3 separate regions of the Homo sapiens genome follow, and all the other regions are linked to region 3. A link is an interaction called in ENCODE POLR2A ChIA-PET data of the cell type or tissue named here. Cell type or tissue: PC-9. All regions are shown on one strand. Each heading gives the region's core, and the rest is flanking DNA. Links, peaks and the distances in the headings are about the cores only.

Region 1 (4,000 bases), core at 1-4,000, 120 kb after region 3:
TTTTTAAATTTTTTGCAGAGACAAGGTCTCAATACATTGTCCAGGCTGGTCTTCAACTCCTGGGCTCAAGCGATCCTCCCATCTTGGCCTCCCAAAGTGCTGGGATTACAGGCCTGAGCCACTGCGTCTGGTCTTGTGCTGATGTTTTAGCAAGGTTTGAGGGTGACACATCTCATGCCTGAGCATGAAAACTCAATCATCACACTTATAAACTATAAAAGAATAACCCCCATTTGATATGTAAGGAAACTAAAGCCCAGAGAGGTTAAGTAACTTACCCAAGGTCACACAGCTCATATATGGCTGAGCTGGGATTTGAACCCTGATTGTCTGAGTCCCGTATCCATGCTCCTAACCACCCCATTAAACTCTCATGCTGTGAGAGGTCAATGCTCTTTTCCAAATTCTCCACATGCTGGTCTTGTCCCACTCTGAGTTCTGGAAGTCCCTCATCCAGTCTGACCTAACTCCTAGCCCCTGCAGTGAAGGCCTGCCCTCCTTTCTTGCTCTGAGCCCAGTAGAAATGCAGAGCAGCCCTGGCCAGCCTCCATGCCTGAGCTTCCCAGCATAGAGATCTGACTCCTGGCCTGACCTTTAAGACCCTGCCTTGGGCTCCACTGCTGGTGCCACCGTCCCTCGTGTCCCAGCCCCTATCCAGTCCCACTCACTTGAGAAGGTACTTGTTGAAGCACGGGGAAGGTGCAAAGCCACTGAGGCAGGCGGCCAGCAGCAGCCAGCCCCGCTCAGCATTGTGGGCATTGTGATTGTGCCACACCTGATTGGCCAGCTGTGCCAGGATCTCATCCCGCAGCTCAGGCACCGCCAGCCCCTTCTGCACGATGTAGTTCCCGAAGATGTTCTCCCGGGCACCATGCAGGTGGGGGTCGCCCATGAAGCGCAGGATCTGGGCCACGAACAGAGTCTCCTGGGCATCTCAGAAAGTTGTTCCTTCCAGTCCCCACCCCACAACATGCATCCCTCTCATGTCCCTCCCATGTGTGCCCCTGCCCATATAAATGTCCCTTATATTACAATATAACTGCTATATATATAGAATATTTTTTTGAGATGGAGTCTCTGTCACCCAGACTGGAGTGCAGTGGTGGGATCTCAGCTCACTGCAGCCTCAACTTCCCCGGGCCTAAGTGATCCTCCCACCTCAGCCCCTCAGGTAGCTAGGATTACAGGCACATGCAGCCACACCCAGCTAATTTTTGTATTTTTAGTAGAGACAGCGTTTCACCATGTTGCCCAGGCTGGTCTCAAACTCCTGGACTCAAGGGATCTGCCTGCCTTGGCCTCCCAAAGTGCTGGGATTACAAGTGTGCGCCACCGTGCTTGGCCTACAACTGCCATATTCTATGCCGAATGACCAGGCAGTTTACCTCAACTATGGGAAAACTAAAGATCCAAAGTATGTGTCATCTTTCCTGTTCATGAACCTTCTAGAGCTCCCCATGCAGCCCTAGCCCCCTCCCTGCACCCCTGGCCCTCCAGCCAGCCCCCACCTCCTGCTCTATCTAGGCCGCAGAGGGTTCTTTTTAACATTCAGATATGACCACAACCCTCCCATGGAAGCACCTGCCTTGGCTCCCTAGGTGCCTTGGGATGAAATCTAAGCTCTGGGTACTGTAATCAAGGCCTCACTGGCCAGTCTCACCCTTGCCCTCTTGACTCTGTTCTGACCACACCAATTTCCTCTTCTCTGTGTACTTTCTCCACTCTCCCTGCCTGGCAAATTCCCCTCCAGCTCAAATGCCTTCTCCTCCAGGAAGCCCTCTCTGGCCCTGCCCAGGGCTGAATTAGTGGCCCCATCAGACTCCCCAGACTTGGTGCTTCCCTCTGTCCATACTGGTGGTCACTGGCTGGGTCAACTCTGCCTCCCCCTTCAGACTGAGAAGTCCTTAAGGAGATCTGGGTCTCTTCTTGGTGTCCTTGAGAGGCTCCAAGGCAGAATTTTTTTTTTTTTTTTTTTGCCAGGAAGATGGCTGGGAGAAGAAAAGCCACCAGTCCTCAGAGAGGAAGCCAGATTTCCCCCTCTGACATAAAAGTCTGTCCTTTGGGGAAGAGGTGTGGGGCTCATGGGTTGGGCTTGGGGAGGGCTGGGAAGACTGGGAGCCTCATGGCCCAGTTTCAGGGCCAGGGGCTAAGAATTAGAAGGTGGGCTGGGGCAGACCCCATACCAGCTTGAAGATGCTCACGGCTTCTGCATGGTGCTCGGCTGGCAGCTGCGTGAGGGGTGTCCTCAGGGGCACTGTCAGCATCCCAAAGGCAGGTTCCTAAGACACAGGGCAGGCACATGAGCAGACAGAGCTGGACTGACAGGCACATCTGGACCCACTGCTCTGTGCCACATGGGGCTCCAAGGCCTATGAGGCAGGGGCTTTGGTCCTCAGTGTATGGATGGGGAAACTGAGGCTGGTGAGGGGCCACCACAGTGGCCCTCAGCAAGTCGGTGGTAGGGACAGGATAAACCTTCATCTCAAGGGGAGGAAATCAGAGCTGGGCTGACATGCTATGGCTCCACCAGTTGTTCAATTTCTGAAATATTTCCAGACTGGTTGGTGGTAAACAGCCCTGCCCGAGCCCCTGAGGGCTCTCCACTGCTATCCAGACCTCAGGGATCTCCCAGATTCCCTATGATCCAGCAACTAAAAGGCTCATACCCAACACCACAGGGCACAGCCAGGAGCCTGCCCCAGGGCAAGGACAATGTCCATTCTAATTGGTCAGCGCCTATCAGCCAGGGAGCCTTGGACTTCAGCTAGCCCTTACCTTGAAGTGGCACTGGACAAACTTGGCCATAGGATAGTTGTTGATGTCCAGGGGCAGTGTGACACGGGGCTCAGCCTGGAGTCGAGGAGTCCTCACAGGGGCCACCTGAGGCACCTGGGCCAGCCCGAGGCCTGTGGAAAGAGGAGGGAATGCGGTGCCTGCTCTGATCTGCCTGGGCCCTCCCCCCGCCTGGTGCTGACCCACCTGCCACTGCTTGCAAGAGCCCAGCCAGCTCAGCCGGTACCTCCAGGTGCCCCACAGCGACTACCTCCCGCTTGCTCAGCTCCTAGAGGGACAGTGCATGGGACAGGGACAGGCCTGCCACATCCCCACCTGCCAGCCTCCCTCCTTGGCCCTGCTGCCACCCAGACCCACACCCACCTCCTGCTCCCACAGCAGCGCCCCCTCCACCTGGCACCTCCACTCTGCCCTCAGCTTCAGAAGAGAAGATGTCAGGTTGGGGAGTGGCAGGCAGAGGTGACGACCGGCACCCAGGCAGGCCAGGCCAGCTTACGCAAGGCGGCCACACTCAAGCAAGGGGGGCAGCTTGCCTGTTGTGTGGAGGTGACTGCCCCACTCCACAGGTGGGGCGGGAGGCTGAGGTTGGCCAGAGAAAAGGGGAGGGAAAAGGAGAGAGCAAGAGAGAAACAGAGGCAAGCGGAGGGAGAAAAACGCTGGGGAAAGAGACACACAAGGAGGATTTCTGGGAGGTGGCTGAGCACTGTGTCATGGGAAGCCCTCCTCTGTAGCGCCACCTTCAGTAAAGGCTACCTACTGCTTCATTGCTTTGGGAACTGCATTTGTCTTTCTGGTGGCTAGTTTGCATGACAGTGGGTCAAGACATGAAGGTAAGAGCAAAACCATACCCAGTGACATTCAGGTCACCAAATTCTAATGGCCCTCAATTCCCGAAGACCCCACTGTGAACCCAGCACCAGGCCAAATCCTTCAATGCAACATCTCATTTAACCCTCTCCACAATCCCAAGGGGTAGATGGGAAAATCGAGGATAGACAATGGCCAAAGTTAAAGAGCTAGTGGGTGGCAGAGGCAGAATTTGAACCCAAGACTGCCTGAGGCCAGTAGTCTCCTCTTGGGTGCTAAGTGCCCTTTCCCCTTCTCTGCTGTCCCCTTGGACCCAGATAGGGTAGGGCCTATACCTTGAGATAGCGTCGGCGGCTCACGTATGCGTGTACCAGGGACCGGAACTTCACCAGACTCCTCC
Region 2 (6,648 bases), core at 1,448-5,447, 690 kb after region 3:
AAATTTTGAGTTGCATGTGGAGAGACACCATAATATTTTTCAGTGCATTTTAGAAAAAGTTTTTTATTTTAATTTATTTTTAAATTAATTAATTGTTTATTTTTTGAGACAGGGTTGCCCAGGCTGGAGTGCAAGTGGCACGATCACAGCTCACTACAGCCTCGAACACCTGGGCTCAAGCGATCCTCTTGCCTTGGCCTCCCAAGTAACTGGAACTACGCCCAGCTAGTTTTTACATTTTTGTAGAGACAGGGTCTCACTATGTTGCCTAGACTGGTCTCAAACTCCTGGCCTCAAGTGATTCTCCCACCTTGGCCTCCCAAAGTGAGCCCAGGAGTTCAAGGTTGCAGTGAGCTATGAACGCGCCACTGCATTCCAGCCTGGGTGGCAGAGGGAGACTCTGTCTCAAAAAAAAAAAAAATTGTAAAATCTGAATATTTGATACTATATTTTATGTTGTTTTCTAGAAATTTCTGTCTAGGTGCTGAATCATGCAGCCTGCTCTTCTACTCAGCCGTGTGTTTCAGAACGTTTCACAGTGCTGTGTGTAGACCTCGTGCTTTTTTTTTTTTTTTTTTGAGACGGAGTCTCACTCTGTTGCCCAGGCTGGAGTGCAGTGGCGCGATCTCTGCTCACTGCAAGCTCCGCCTCCCAGGTTCATGCCATTCTCCTGCCTCAGTCTCCTGAGTAGCTGGGACTACAGGCGCCCGCCACCATGCCCGGCTAATTTTTTGTATTTTTAGTAGAGATGGGGTTTCACCGTGTTAGCCAGGATGGTCTTGATCTCCTGACCTCGTGATCCGCCCGCCTCGGCCTCCCAAAGTGCTGGGATTACAGGCATGAGCCACCGCGCCCGGCCGACCTAGTGCTTTTAACTGCTGTAGTTTAGCTGCTGTAGGAATGGGCCGTGGGTTTTTTTTTTTTTTCTTCATTTCTTTGGTTGCTGGACACCTAAGTTGTTTGTCATTGTTCCTGACGTTTTCATGCAAGATGATGGCGGGGCGGGGGCAGTGTCCACGTGCCCCCCGTATGCGGGTGGCGTGGCCGGGATGTGGGCACACACTTTTTCAGTTTACCCCGCCCCACTCACACCCTCGTGTGCACTCAAGATTGTCCCCTGTCGAGTGTGGGCGAGGAGAGGCACACCACTATTGTTTTAATTTGCTTTTACCTGATTCCTGGTAGGTTGAGCATCTCTTCACATTTATCTCAGCTGCTTGGGTTTCCTCTGGGGCCTCTGAGAACCCTCATCCAGGAGGGTCTCGGTCACACCAGGGTTGGTGTCACCTCCCTTCAGGGTGCCAGGCACCCCTCTTCAGAGGTGCTGATTTCCTCATCTGGCATCCAGGCACATTTCTGCGGCCGCCCTCCCAGGACATGACACAGCTCATTAGGTTTCAGCTTTTTATCTTCCCTTTTATGAGACTACACTGTAGTAACCTTTGCCGGACTTGGATGTTCCCAGGCCTCCCAGTGTGTTCCCAGAGGGTAACTTTTTCTCCGACTCCTGGGGGCTCACAGGCCCTGCTGTGTCTGGGTGGTGCTGATGCTAGCTCTGTCCCTGCAGGCAGACTTCTGCGTTATGACCCGGCTGCTGGGCTACGTGGACCCCCTGGATCCCAGCTTTGTGGCTGCCGTCATCACCATCACCTTCAATCCGCTCTACTGGAATGTGGTAAGTGATGTGCCTGACACTGTCCAGACGGGAGTATCTCACTGCTTGGTGAGCCCCACATGCAGGGGATCGCGGTGGTTGCTGCTGGCTGGCCAGACAGACAGACAGCTCTGCTCTTCCCTCCCGTGTCTGTCGCTGGCTGGTGTGGAGTACTAGGCGCTTCCTGCCGTCTTGCCTTGGGGATCCAGCAGCCATTGGGCTGCCCAGGCTGGCGTCAGGATGGTCCAGGACTGTAGGGGTGGCCCTCCTACCCTCACAAGAACCTGCAGGAGAACGCTGCCATGGTGGGGCTGCCATTGGTCACATGTGCCTGGCAGTCTGGTGGCCTTCTCATGCATGAAGTGGGTTGCCCAGGAAGTAGGGGCTCTCTTCCCTCTCTGCCATGTCACACAGTAAAGCCACTTGCTTGTGAATCTCCCACCCCTCGTGTGTTCCACAAACATGGTTATTTTTCCCACATGAGGCTTCCTGCAAAACGGCCTGCGCATTCCGGACCTAGGCGAGCTGGGTGGCAGGAGCAAGCCGGCATGAGTTGAAAGGAAGCCACCAGCGTGGCACCAGCTCGTGATGGGTGCCAGGGGATGTTTGGGTGCCCGGGCACCAGCACCGAGGGGTGGGTGGACTGCATGGGAAGTGGGCTCTGGGCCCTTCGAGGAAAGTGTGGGAGGGGAGGGCCGTCAGTTCCTTCTGCAGCCTTTCTGAGATGCCTCCCACACCTCCCAGACTGTGGGGTGAAGCTCTTGGGGTTCCTGGCCCGCTCTCCCAAGGCTGTCTCTGGGGGGTGCTTCTGGGCTGCTTCCCGGGGATCCTGCTGGGGGAGTGGGTGGTCCTGGGGCTCAGCGGGGGTTGGGCTTGCTGATGCAGAGCCCTGAGCGTCCTGTGATCACCCCCGAGGCTAATCTGCAGAGTAAGGCCAAGATCAGCGTCAGCAGCACATTGTTCCAGACAGTTTTCATTTAAGGTGAACCCTTGATCCCAGGGCAGAACAGGACATGTTTTTCATTTAGTTTATGACTTGAGATTTTTCTCCATCTGGTGAGAGAAGTGGGTGGGGGCCAGCCTGCTCATGTCAAAGACAGTGCATTCCAAAGAATGCCCTGTTCCTGCTGTCCTGAACATGCTGGACACACTCCGAGGATGGATGCTCTGGCGGCCCACAAGGGAGGGGCTTCGAGGGGAGGTCCAGAGGTGGGAGTGAGACTGGCGAGCTTGGTGTAGCCAAACACAGGCCTCCCGGACACCCCTTTCTCCTGAGAAGCCTTGGCTGGGCTGGGGAGCACCTGTACTCTCAGCCACACCGTCCCCAGCTGGCCCCAGCCTCCTGACATGGGCCTCTGGAGCCAGGGCTGCAGCCGAAGTGCCTGGCCATCCTGGCGTTTCCTCCCACTGCCTGGCCTGCATGCTTCCTCTCTCCTTTCACCTTTGCACACACCCAGCATGCCAGAGATATGAGGTGGTGAAGGGTGAGGAGGGTGTTTGGAGGCTGAAAAATGGTCCTGCAAAGACGTCCACATCCTGTGAAGGTCTCTTATATGGCACACACACAAGGATCTTTGCAGACGTGATGAAGTCAAGGAGCTTGAGCTGGGGAGATGGCCCTGAGTTACCCAGGTGGGCCCTAAGTGCCATTGTGTGTGTCCTTTTAACAATGGAGTGGCACAGGGACATTGAAACACAGGAGTGTCTCTTGTCACCATGGAGGCAGAGGCTGGAGTGACCAAGCCACTAGCCAAGGAAGGCCAGGCCCACCAGAAGCTGGAAGAAGCAAAAAATGGAGTCTCCCCCAGAGCCTCTGGTGGAAGCACAGCCCAGTCGGCACCTTGATTTTGGCCCAGTGGTAACTGATTGGGGATTGCTGTTGTTTTCAGCCCCTAAGTTGGCAGTCATTTGTTACAGCAGCCACAGGAAGCGAGGCCAGGGTATTTAAAAAGCCAAAGACCCCTGCTGGAAGACGTTGTGGGCCTAACCTTTGGAGTGTTGGGTGTGCCACGCTCTTGGCTGTCCACAGTCCTTCTCTGAGGGAGATGTTGGGCTCTTACAGCCGGAGGAGGTCCCTGCCCTCTGGCTTCCTGCAGGCCTGACGTTGACCAGCAGTCATTGAGGTACATATGGGTCTCCCAGCACTGGGAGCTTGGCTGGCTGAATGCATAGCAGGTCCTGAGGACGCTTTTATTTATGCACAAGCCCCCTCAGGTCACTTCCCACTAGCCTAGCCAACAGTGTGTTTTTAAAGTGAAGTTCATTGTGAAGGTTCTCAGTGGCTCATGAATGGCAGAGTGGTTAAGATGCAGTAAGATTTGGCCGGGCGCGGTGGCCCACGCCTGTAATCCCAGCACTTTGGGAGGCTGAGGTGGGTGGATCACCTGAGGTCAGGAGTTCGAGACCAGCCTGGCCAACATAGTGAAACCTCATCTCTACTAAAAATACAAAAATTTAGCCGGATGTGATGGTGTACGCCTGTAGTCCCAGCTACTCGGGAGGCTGGGGCAGGAGAATCTCTTGAACCCAGGAGGCGGAGGTTGCAGTGAGCCGAGATGGCACCACTGTACTCCAGCCTGGGTAACAGAGTGAGACTCTGTCTTTAAAAAAAAAAAAAAAAAAAAAGATGCAGTAAGATTTGGAAGACAGCATGTGTCTGTGTGTTTGGCATACGGTTTTTTTTTTTTTTTTTTTTTGGTCATAAGCTTTTGATTAGTCTCATTTTGAGATAGTTTTTCACTGGAACAGTTTGTGGTCATTGGTGGGAGAGGGAGTGAGCTCTTCAAAGTGGTTTCAAAAGGAGAAAAGTTAAGAAACATGTTGCAGTTCCGTGGGCTGCTGCCGGGGAGAGTATCCGGACGGCATCTGGAATGGGATGACGAGGCCCAGCTCTGTGATGCCAGAAGCCCAGTGGGTGGATCAGTTGAGCCAAGGAGTTGGAGACCATCCTGGGGAACATGGCAAAACCCTGCCACTACAAAAAATACAAAAATTAGCCGTGTGTGGTGGTGTGCACCTGTAGTCCCAGCTACTGGGTTGGCTGAGGTAGGAGAATCACTTGAACCCAGGAGGTCGAGGCTGCAGTGAGCTGTGATCACACTACTGCACTCCAGCCTGGGCAACAGAGCAAGACCCTGTCTTAAAAAACAAAAACAAAGACAGGCCAACAGGCCACAACCAGGGAAGCACTTAAATAACTTAATAGTTATCAATGCAGTTGTCCCTGGGTATCCATAGGAGATTGGTTCCAGTTCCCCGTGGATACCAAAATCGGCAGATGCTCAGGTCCCTGATGGGAAACAATGTTGTATTCGAGTATAACGTATGCCCACCCTCCCATATACTTTACATCATCTCTAGATTACTTATCATACCCAAGACAGTGTACATGCTGGGTAGTTACACTGTATTATTTTTTATGTTATTACTTTTTGTTTTTATTTTTTTCCTGAATTTTTCTTTTTTTTTTTTTTTGAGACAGCATCTCACTCTGTTTCCCAGGCTGGAGTGCAGTGGCATGATCTTGGCTTACTGCAACCTCTGCCTCTCAGGTTCAAGCGATTCCCCTGCCTCAGCCTCCCAAGTAGCTGGGATTACGGGGACCTGCCACCAAGCCCAGCTAACTTTTTTGTAGTTTTAGTAGAGATGGGGTTTCACCATCTTGGCCAGGCCTTGTGATCCACCTGACTCGGCCTCCCAAAGTGCTGGGATTATAGGCATGAGCCACCGCGCCAGGCCTTTTTTTTCTTTTTGAGACAGAGTCTTGCTCTGTTGCCCAGGCTGGAGTGCAGTGGCACGATCTCGACTCACTGCAACCTCCACCTCCCAGGTTCAAGTGGTTCTCCTGCCTCAGCCTCCTGAGTAGCTGGGATTACAGGCATGCACCACTGTGCCTGACTAATTTTTGTATTTTTAGTAGAGACAGGGTTTCACCATGTTGGCAAGGCTGGTGTCGAACTCCTGACCTCAGGTGATCTGCCCGCGTTGGCCTCCCAAAGTGCTGGGATTACAGGCATGAGCCACCACGCCTGGCTCTTGAATATTTTTATCTGCAGTTGCTGCGGAGGGCTGGCTGGTGGTGGCGGGACTCATGCTCAGGTGTTGTGCCCAGTGCATGTCATGCAGTATTTCAATGAATCTTCACAGCAAATGCTGTTAATATCCCCTTTGGAGACTGAAGCTTGAAGAGGTTCATTCATACATTCTTCAAATGTTTATTGAGCATCTACTGTGCGCTGGGCACCATCCCGGCCCCTGGCCCTCACGCAGCAGCTTCAGTGGTGAATGAATGTATAGCACTGCCGGTGACACAGCAGGCAAGGGGAGGGACAGACAGGGGTGGTGGTCAGGGAAGGCCTCTCTGATGGGTGTCCTTTCACCAGAAACCTGATTCTCATGCAGGAGGGCCCTCAGGTGTCTGGGGAAGAGCATTCTGTCAGGAAAACACAAGTGCAAAAGTCCTGGGGCACTCTTGAGTGTCCTCGGAGGTTTTAAGGGACAGCTGCCGCTGGAGCCAGGCAGAGGGAGAATGGAGGAGCAGGACGGAGAGGTGGCTGGGGACGGTGGTGCAGGCCTTGCGGGCCATGGGGAGAGACATTCCCTGGACTCTGAGCTGGGAGCCATTGCAGAGGTGGCATGATCTGAGTCAGAGTTTCAAGGTCACTGCACCAAGGACAGAGGAGAAGAGACAAAGGTGGAGCTGAGAGGCCAGCAGGCCCCAGATGGCAGCTTGACCACAGTGGGACTGGCGGAGGTGGGAGCAGTGATCAGGGAGAGCTGAGAGAGGTGGCTTGGCCAGCCCATGGTTGGGCCTGAGTGACCCGTGGGAGGCAAGGCCGTTGGCTGCCCTGGGGCAACCGTGGGAGGAGAGGCTTGTGGAGGAAGAGCTCGGTTTTGCCTGTGTCAGACACGGATGTCCTTGGGCTCCAGACAGTGTGAGAAGGCCAGGCATGGTGGCTCACGCCTATAATCCCAAGCACTTTGGGAGGCCAAGG
Region 3 (6,155 bases), core at 21-4,020:
CTTCCCTGCCATCTTGGCAAAGAAGCCTGGCTGACGTCCTGCACATGCTTCCCCAGGTGATTGCTTGCACTTAACAGCAGAGGAAACGAGACCACCCCACACAACTTGTAGCAGTTGAGGAGTCTCTGCCTGATCCCACCCCGGATACTTAGAGCATCCAGAATTAAAAATAAGCCTTGTCACCAACATCCGGCTCCCCCACTCCCCAGAGCCAGGCTCAATGTGCCCAACAGCGCTGGGGCCCGCACCTGGAGGCACTGGCTTTTGAGACACTGGGCAGAGACCCCACTGCCCTTTGGGATGAATTCACCACCTGCCTCTTATAGAATCCGGCCGAAGACCTGGGATGTTCACATTCAGCTGGATCTCCAGGTTTCTTGGACTGGAACACAGGTGGCCCCAGCTCAATATGCTCACCAGGGTGTTGCCACTCACCTGTTGACCGTCCCTACCAGGGACAGATCTGTGCACCCCATCCCCACCTTAGACCACCAGCTCACACACAGGTGGTGTTGGTGCAGTGGTTAATGTTAGGTGTCAACTTCACTAGATTAAGGGATGCCGAGATGGCTGGTATTTTTTCTGGGTGTCTGTAAGGGTGTTGCCAGAGGAGAGTGACATGACTCGGTGGACTGAGAAAGGAAGACCTACCCTCAATGTGGGTGGGTACCATCCAATCAGCTGCCAGCACGGCCAGAACAACAGGTGGAAGAAGGGGGATGAGCACCTTGCTGAGTCTTCTCCAGCCCTCTCCCTCTTCCGTGCCAGATGCTTGCTTCCTCTTCTCTGCTGTTGGACATCAGACTCCAGGTTCTTCGGCATTTGGACTCTGGGACTTGCACCAGCAGCTTCCTGGAGCCTTCTGCCACAGACTGAAGGCTGCACTGTGGGCTTTCTGGTTTTGAGGCTTTTGGACTTGGACTCAGCTATGCTACCGGCTTCTTTCCACAGCTTGTAGATGGCCTATTCTGGGACTTCACCTTGTAATCCTGTGAGCCACTTCTCCCTAATTAACTCGCTTTCTATATATTACATACAGCCTATTGGTTCTGTCCCTCTGGAAAACACTAATATAGAGTCAGGGTCTGGCCTGCAGTCTGAACCTGAAAGGTTCCTTCTGAAACCCACGCAAGCGAGCCCCAGTGGCCTCCCTGCCTGCCAGAGGCCGCAGCCCACTGAACTGATTGGTCTTATCGTCTCAGGAATTCGGCAAGCAATGCAGAGATGACCCAGTGCAGGTCACCAGAGTCACCGGTGTTTGTCTTTGGAACACACCTGGGTTTTCTCCACTACAACCTTAGCTTTCTCAAGGAATTAAGATTATATATATATCCTGATTACAAAAGAAAAGTGTCATTAAAAACGCAAATGTTGGCCGGGCACAAGTGGCTGACACCTGTAATCCCAACACTTCGGGAGGCTGAGGCAGGCAGATCATTTGAGGTCAGGAGTTCGAGACCAGCCCAGGCAACATGGCGAAACCGTCTCTACTAAAAATGCAAAAATCAGCCGAGTGTGGTGGTGCATGCCTGCAAACCCGGCTACCCAAGAGGCTGAGAGGCAGGAGAATTGCTTGAACCAGGGAGGTGGAGATTATAGTGAACAGAGATTGGGCCACTGTACTCCAGTCTGAGTGACAGAGCAAGACTCCGTTTCAAAAAAAAAAAAAAAGCAAATGTTGGCTACACACAGTGGCTCACGCCTATAATCCCAGTACTTAGGGTGGCCGAGCTGGGAGGACTGCTTGAAGCCAGGAGTTTGAGACCAGCTTGTAATCCCAGGGGTAATCATGGCTCACTGCAGCCTCGCCCTGCTAGACTCAAGCCATCCTCCCACCTCAGCCTCCTGAATAGCTGGGCCCATAGGTATATACCACACCTGGCTAATTATTTTTTGTAGAGATGAGGTCTATGTTGCCCCTGCTGGTCTCGAACCCCTGGCCTCAGGCAGTCCTCCCGCTTCAACCTCCAAAACGCTGGGATTACAAGCATAAGCCACTGTACCTGGCCTGTTTTTTTGTTTGCTTTTTTAAATATTAGCAGATACGGAAACGAGCTGAACAGGTCAGCTCTACGGGAATAAATGGTCCCCCTTTGAGGACAATCCCACAGCTAAGTATTCCTGAAGAGAAGTGCGTACAAGTGGATTTACAAAAAGGAAATGCTATTTGGTCAAATTTATTACAGTTAGTGGTAGAGGATCTATGGGTGACATTTTCAAAGGACTACATTTAGATTCTCCATTTTTGGAGTCCTTTTTTTTTTTCTAAAATCTTCCCTAGCGACCCTTGCATTCTGAGCAGGGGTAGTCACTGCCTTACCAGAGTCATCAAGGATCCTGGCTCTGGGTTACTTGGTGAAGGTAAAACAAGGAATTTGAGTCACCACAGTGTTAAGACACTGAGGCCTAGGCAAGCCCATACCGTGCTCCCAGGCAGGCAGGGCAGAGGCTGTCCTTGCCTCGCGGGGAGGGGAGTGGGTGGGATTTCACAGCCCATCAGGACAGCCCAGGACCCGGCAGCCCTGGGAGTGGGTGGGATTTCACAGCCCATCAGGACAGCCCAGGACCCGGCAGCCTAGGGCGTGAGGTCATGCAAAGCTCCTAGCAAAACAGTGATTTGTTTCCAGTTCTCTGGCTAGAAACGGAAGACCCAGACATTAACCTTGGCTAGGTGATGAAACCACGAACACTTTTAACTCATCCTGGATTTTTTTTTTTTAAGCCATGGTATGAGACAGTACATTTAGAGCTACCTGAAGCAAGTGGCTTCTACATCAGGCTTGTGTTGGGGTCTGGTCGTCGAAGGAGTGGCACTCTAGACTGAGCTTGCTTCCTGGACAGCTGCGCTCTGACCAGGGGCTGGAGTGGCATCTGGGAGCACCTTGCTGTGCTGGGGCTTGGATGTGGCTGGAGGGTGGGGCACAGCTAGGCCCACCAGTCCTCGTTCCCAGGCATTATGTTAAGCACTGCCCACCCCAGTTAATCGTCACAAGCACCTGGGGTTGGGTATTACATGACCCTCCCCAGTTAAGAGATGAGAAGACTGAGGCACAGGCTCTGCCCCAGACTGTTCCCTTGCTGCCCCAACACCGCCAAGGAAACTGCTCAAAGCTCTCCAGCATCAAGGCATCAAGTGATTGGAATGGACCTCAGCCAAGTGATTGGAATGGACCTCAGCCAAGTGTCTCCCACCTTGGACCCTTATAATATCCTCTACAAGGAGCCCTCGTGCCCGCCTCTTGCCCTACACCCAACACCTAGAGGCCTACACCACTATTCCATTTGCTTGGCACAGTCCTGCTTCCCTTGGGTCCTGCAGTCACAGCTGGAAGGGGTAGGGGAGTCCCCTCAGGACGTAAGTCGGGGAAGGACCAGCAGGGTGCGAGTGGCACAGCTAGGCTGGAAGCAGCCCTGCACGCAGACCAGAGCCCTCCCCAGCCCACATGTGTCATCTGGTGATAGGAAGTGAGCCCTGGCTTTGGCTCTTGCGGGTGAGAGGGTTAAGATGCCCTGGCCTCTCACCTGCACAAGGCGGGGCAAGTTTCCTCCCCACTTGTGCAGCCACAAAGAGGTGCAAGGGAGGTAGAGAACACACATTTCTGGCCGGGTGCGGTGGCCCATGCCTGTAATCCCAGCACTTTGGGAGGCCAAGGCAGGCAGATCACAAGGTCAAGAGATCAAGACCATCCTGGCCAACATGGTGAAAATCCATCTCTACTAAAAATACAAAAATTAGCCGAGCGTGGTAGCGCGCACTTGTAGTCCCAGCTACTCGGGAGGCTGAGGCAGAAGAATTGCTTTAACCCGGGAGGCAGAGGTTGCAGTGAGCCGAGATCGCACCACTGCACTCCAGCCTGGGCGACAGAGTGATACTCACTCTCAAAAGAAAAAAAACACAGGTTTCTAAAAAATGATGAGCATGGCTGAAGGGCTGTCAACAGCCCACTAATTACAGAAAGTATGGTGCAGGGCTCAGCAGTTCAGCCTTGCGGGAAGAAACATCCCAAACTGGCTGGTTCCCATTACTAAAGCAACACCAAGCTTTTCATCTTTTCCTTCCACTTACCTTACTTGTCACGGACAGAAAGTCTGTGTCCCCTTCAACTTGTATGCTGAAATCCTAACCCCCAAGGCACTGCTAACAGGAGATGGGGTCTTTGGGAAGTGATTCGATCATGAATGTGGGCCCCCACCCCATGGGTGGGCTTAGTTTCCTTATAAGAGACCCTAGGAGAGCATTTCCCCCCTTCCTCCACATGAGGACAGCTAGATGGGGACACCTATGAACCAGGATGTGGGCTCTCAACCAAACATGGAATCTGTGACTCACTCTTGGATTTCTAGCCTCCAAAATGGTAAGACATAAATTTCTGATGTTTATAAGCCACCTAGTCTATGGCATTTTGTTATCACAGCCCAAACAGACTGAGATGCTAATTTATTATTACTATTATTATTTTATTTTATTTTATTTTGAGACAGAGTTTCACTCTTGTTGCCTAGGCTGGAGTGCACTGGCACGATCTCAGCTCACCACAACCTCCGCCTCCCGGGTTCAAGCAATTCTCCTGCCTCAGCCTCCCAAGTAGCTGGGATTACAGGCATGTGCCACCATGCCCAGCTAATTTTTTTGAATTTTTACCAGAGATGGAGTTTCTCCACGTTGGTCAGCCTGGTCTTGAATTCCCAACCTCAGGTGATCTACCGGCCTCGGCTTCCCAAAGTGCTGGGATTATAGGCGTGAGCCACAGCGCGGGGCCAAGATGCTTATTTATTTATTTTTTTGAGACAGAGTCTTGCTCTGTCGCCAGTCTGGAGTGCAGTGGTGCAATTTCAGCTCATTGCAACCTCTACCTCCCGGGTTCAAGCAATTCTCCTGCCTCGGCCTCCCGAGTAGCTGGGACTATAGGTGCGTGCCACCACGCCCAGCTAATTTTTGTCTTTTTAGTAGAGTTGGGGTTTCATCATGTTGGTCAGGATGGTCTCGATCTCTTGACCTCGTGATCCGCCCGCCTCGGCCTCCCGATGTGCTGGGATTACAGATGCGAGCCACCACACCCGGCCAAGATGCTACTTTTTAAAGTAAACTCTACCACCTCCAATTGACCTCAAGCACTCTTGCCAAAGTGCCAGGACAAGCCACAGGACTTACAGAAAACCCTCAACAGCTGCGTATGAAAGCACCAAGACTCCCTTATCCAGCCTGAGTTATATATACATTAGAATTTTTTCCTTTTATTCTTGTTCACATCTTCGAAGCTGAGCTTCGTTTCAAAAGGAAGGATACCAGAGGCAGGAGGAGGGTCACTTGGGAGGGGAGGTGGAATCTCCCTCCTCTAGCCCCCTTGCTACCTCTTAACAGGCTTCAAAGTCAGAATACAGCCATCAGCTGAGAGCAGTTCATTTTGGCACACTGGGAGGCCGGCTGTGCACACCGGACCTCTCTAGTGGGGGATCAGGTCCTCTGCTCTCCAGTGGGGCCTGGAACAGCTCCAGTGAGATGCCCCAGCTGTGGGCTGGGGGTGCAGCACAGAGCCTCAGCTCCCCCAGGACCCTCAGCTGCCTGAAGAAAACACTCACCTGGCTGGAGGGAAAAAGGGCCTTGCCCTGAGGTATCAGGTGGGTGGCAAGTCATACTGAGCTCCCGCTCAGCAAGAAAACTAAACGCACAGAAGACAGCAGGAAAATGCCATCCTTTAACAGCCAAAAATCTGTCCTTCAGGGGCACCAGGTGACTCCAGCCCCTGGGGGACAGAACAAACACACCATACCTACCATCAGGCACCAGACGCCTCAAAACGCCTGGAGCTAGGGCCGGAAAAGGCGTTAAGTCACCTTCTCTCAGCAGAAATGTGAAGCTGGCCTTCAGCTTCTGCCCAGGATGGCAGAAACCACATTCTGTTGGTGGATTGGTTGCTGGTGATGGACAGAGCCAAAGGTCCTGGGGTTGGCCCCAAGAGCTGAAACGGTGCTTGCAGGAATGGCTGGCACTCCAAGCTGCCTGAGGCAGCCCAGCTGCACTCAGGTGACAGTGACCCAAGCTCTCTGGGCTCAGGGTTTATGGCCACCATAGCCCAAGCACATCCTGATGCCCTGGGTTTAAGTAATGTACCCTCCTTTGTTCTGGCAAAAAGCTAGAGAAAAACCACTATTCA

The links. Peaks named below come from ENCODE experiments on the same cell type or tissue, not always from the same donor. Only the 100,000 strongest peaks of a DNase experiment are listed, where the experiment ranks them.
Region 1: POLR2A ChIA-PET joins it to region 3 with 8 read pairs; 4 of 35 experiments call an interaction of 5 or more read pairs at or near these places.
Region 2: POLR2A ChIA-PET joins it to region 3 with 6 read pairs; 1 of 35 experiments calls an interaction of 5 or more read pairs at or near these places.

What each region holds. Positions count from the first base shown.
Region 1 is chr17:18,142,776-18,146,775 of GRCh38, reverse strand. It overlaps MYO15A (myosin XVA), which reads right to left. Exons shown (of 66, transcript NM_016239.4): 25 at 3,936-4,000; 26 at 3,157-3,210; 27 at 2,980-3,061; 28 at 2,776-2,906; 29 at 2,184-2,279; 30 at 669-904. It overlaps LOC124904129 (small nucleolar RNA U13), which reads right to left and starts at 224; the gene lies at 125-224. RefSeq lists enhancers at 2,595-3,559, 3,560-4,000. In PC-9, for the core only: CTCF peaks have their summits at 3,359 and 3,564 (motif pointing left); no DNase peak of the experiment used is centred there.
Region 2 is chr17:17,571,947-17,578,594 of GRCh38, reverse strand. It overlaps PEMT (phosphatidylethanolamine N-methyltransferase), which reads left to right. Exons shown (of 7, transcript NM_148172.3): 2 at 1,568-1,675. Among named protein-coding and RNA genes, the nearest start is that of PEMT, 16 kb to the left of the region's middle. RefSeq lists an enhancer at 1,249-1,994. In PC-9, for the core only: no CTCF peak of the experiment used is centred there; a DNase peak (open chromatin) is centred at 3,104.
Region 3 is chr17:18,264,835-18,270,989 of GRCh38, reverse strand. It overlaps MIEF2 (mitochondrial elongation factor 2), which reads right to left. Exons shown (of 4, transcript NM_139162.4): 4 at 4,438-6,155. Among named protein-coding and RNA genes, the nearest start is that of MIEF2, 7.2 kb to the right of the region's middle. RefSeq lists an enhancer at 3,094-3,687. In PC-9, for the core only: no CTCF peak of the experiment used is centred there; a DNase peak (open chromatin) is centred at 2,339; H3K27ac peaks cover 1,527 bases.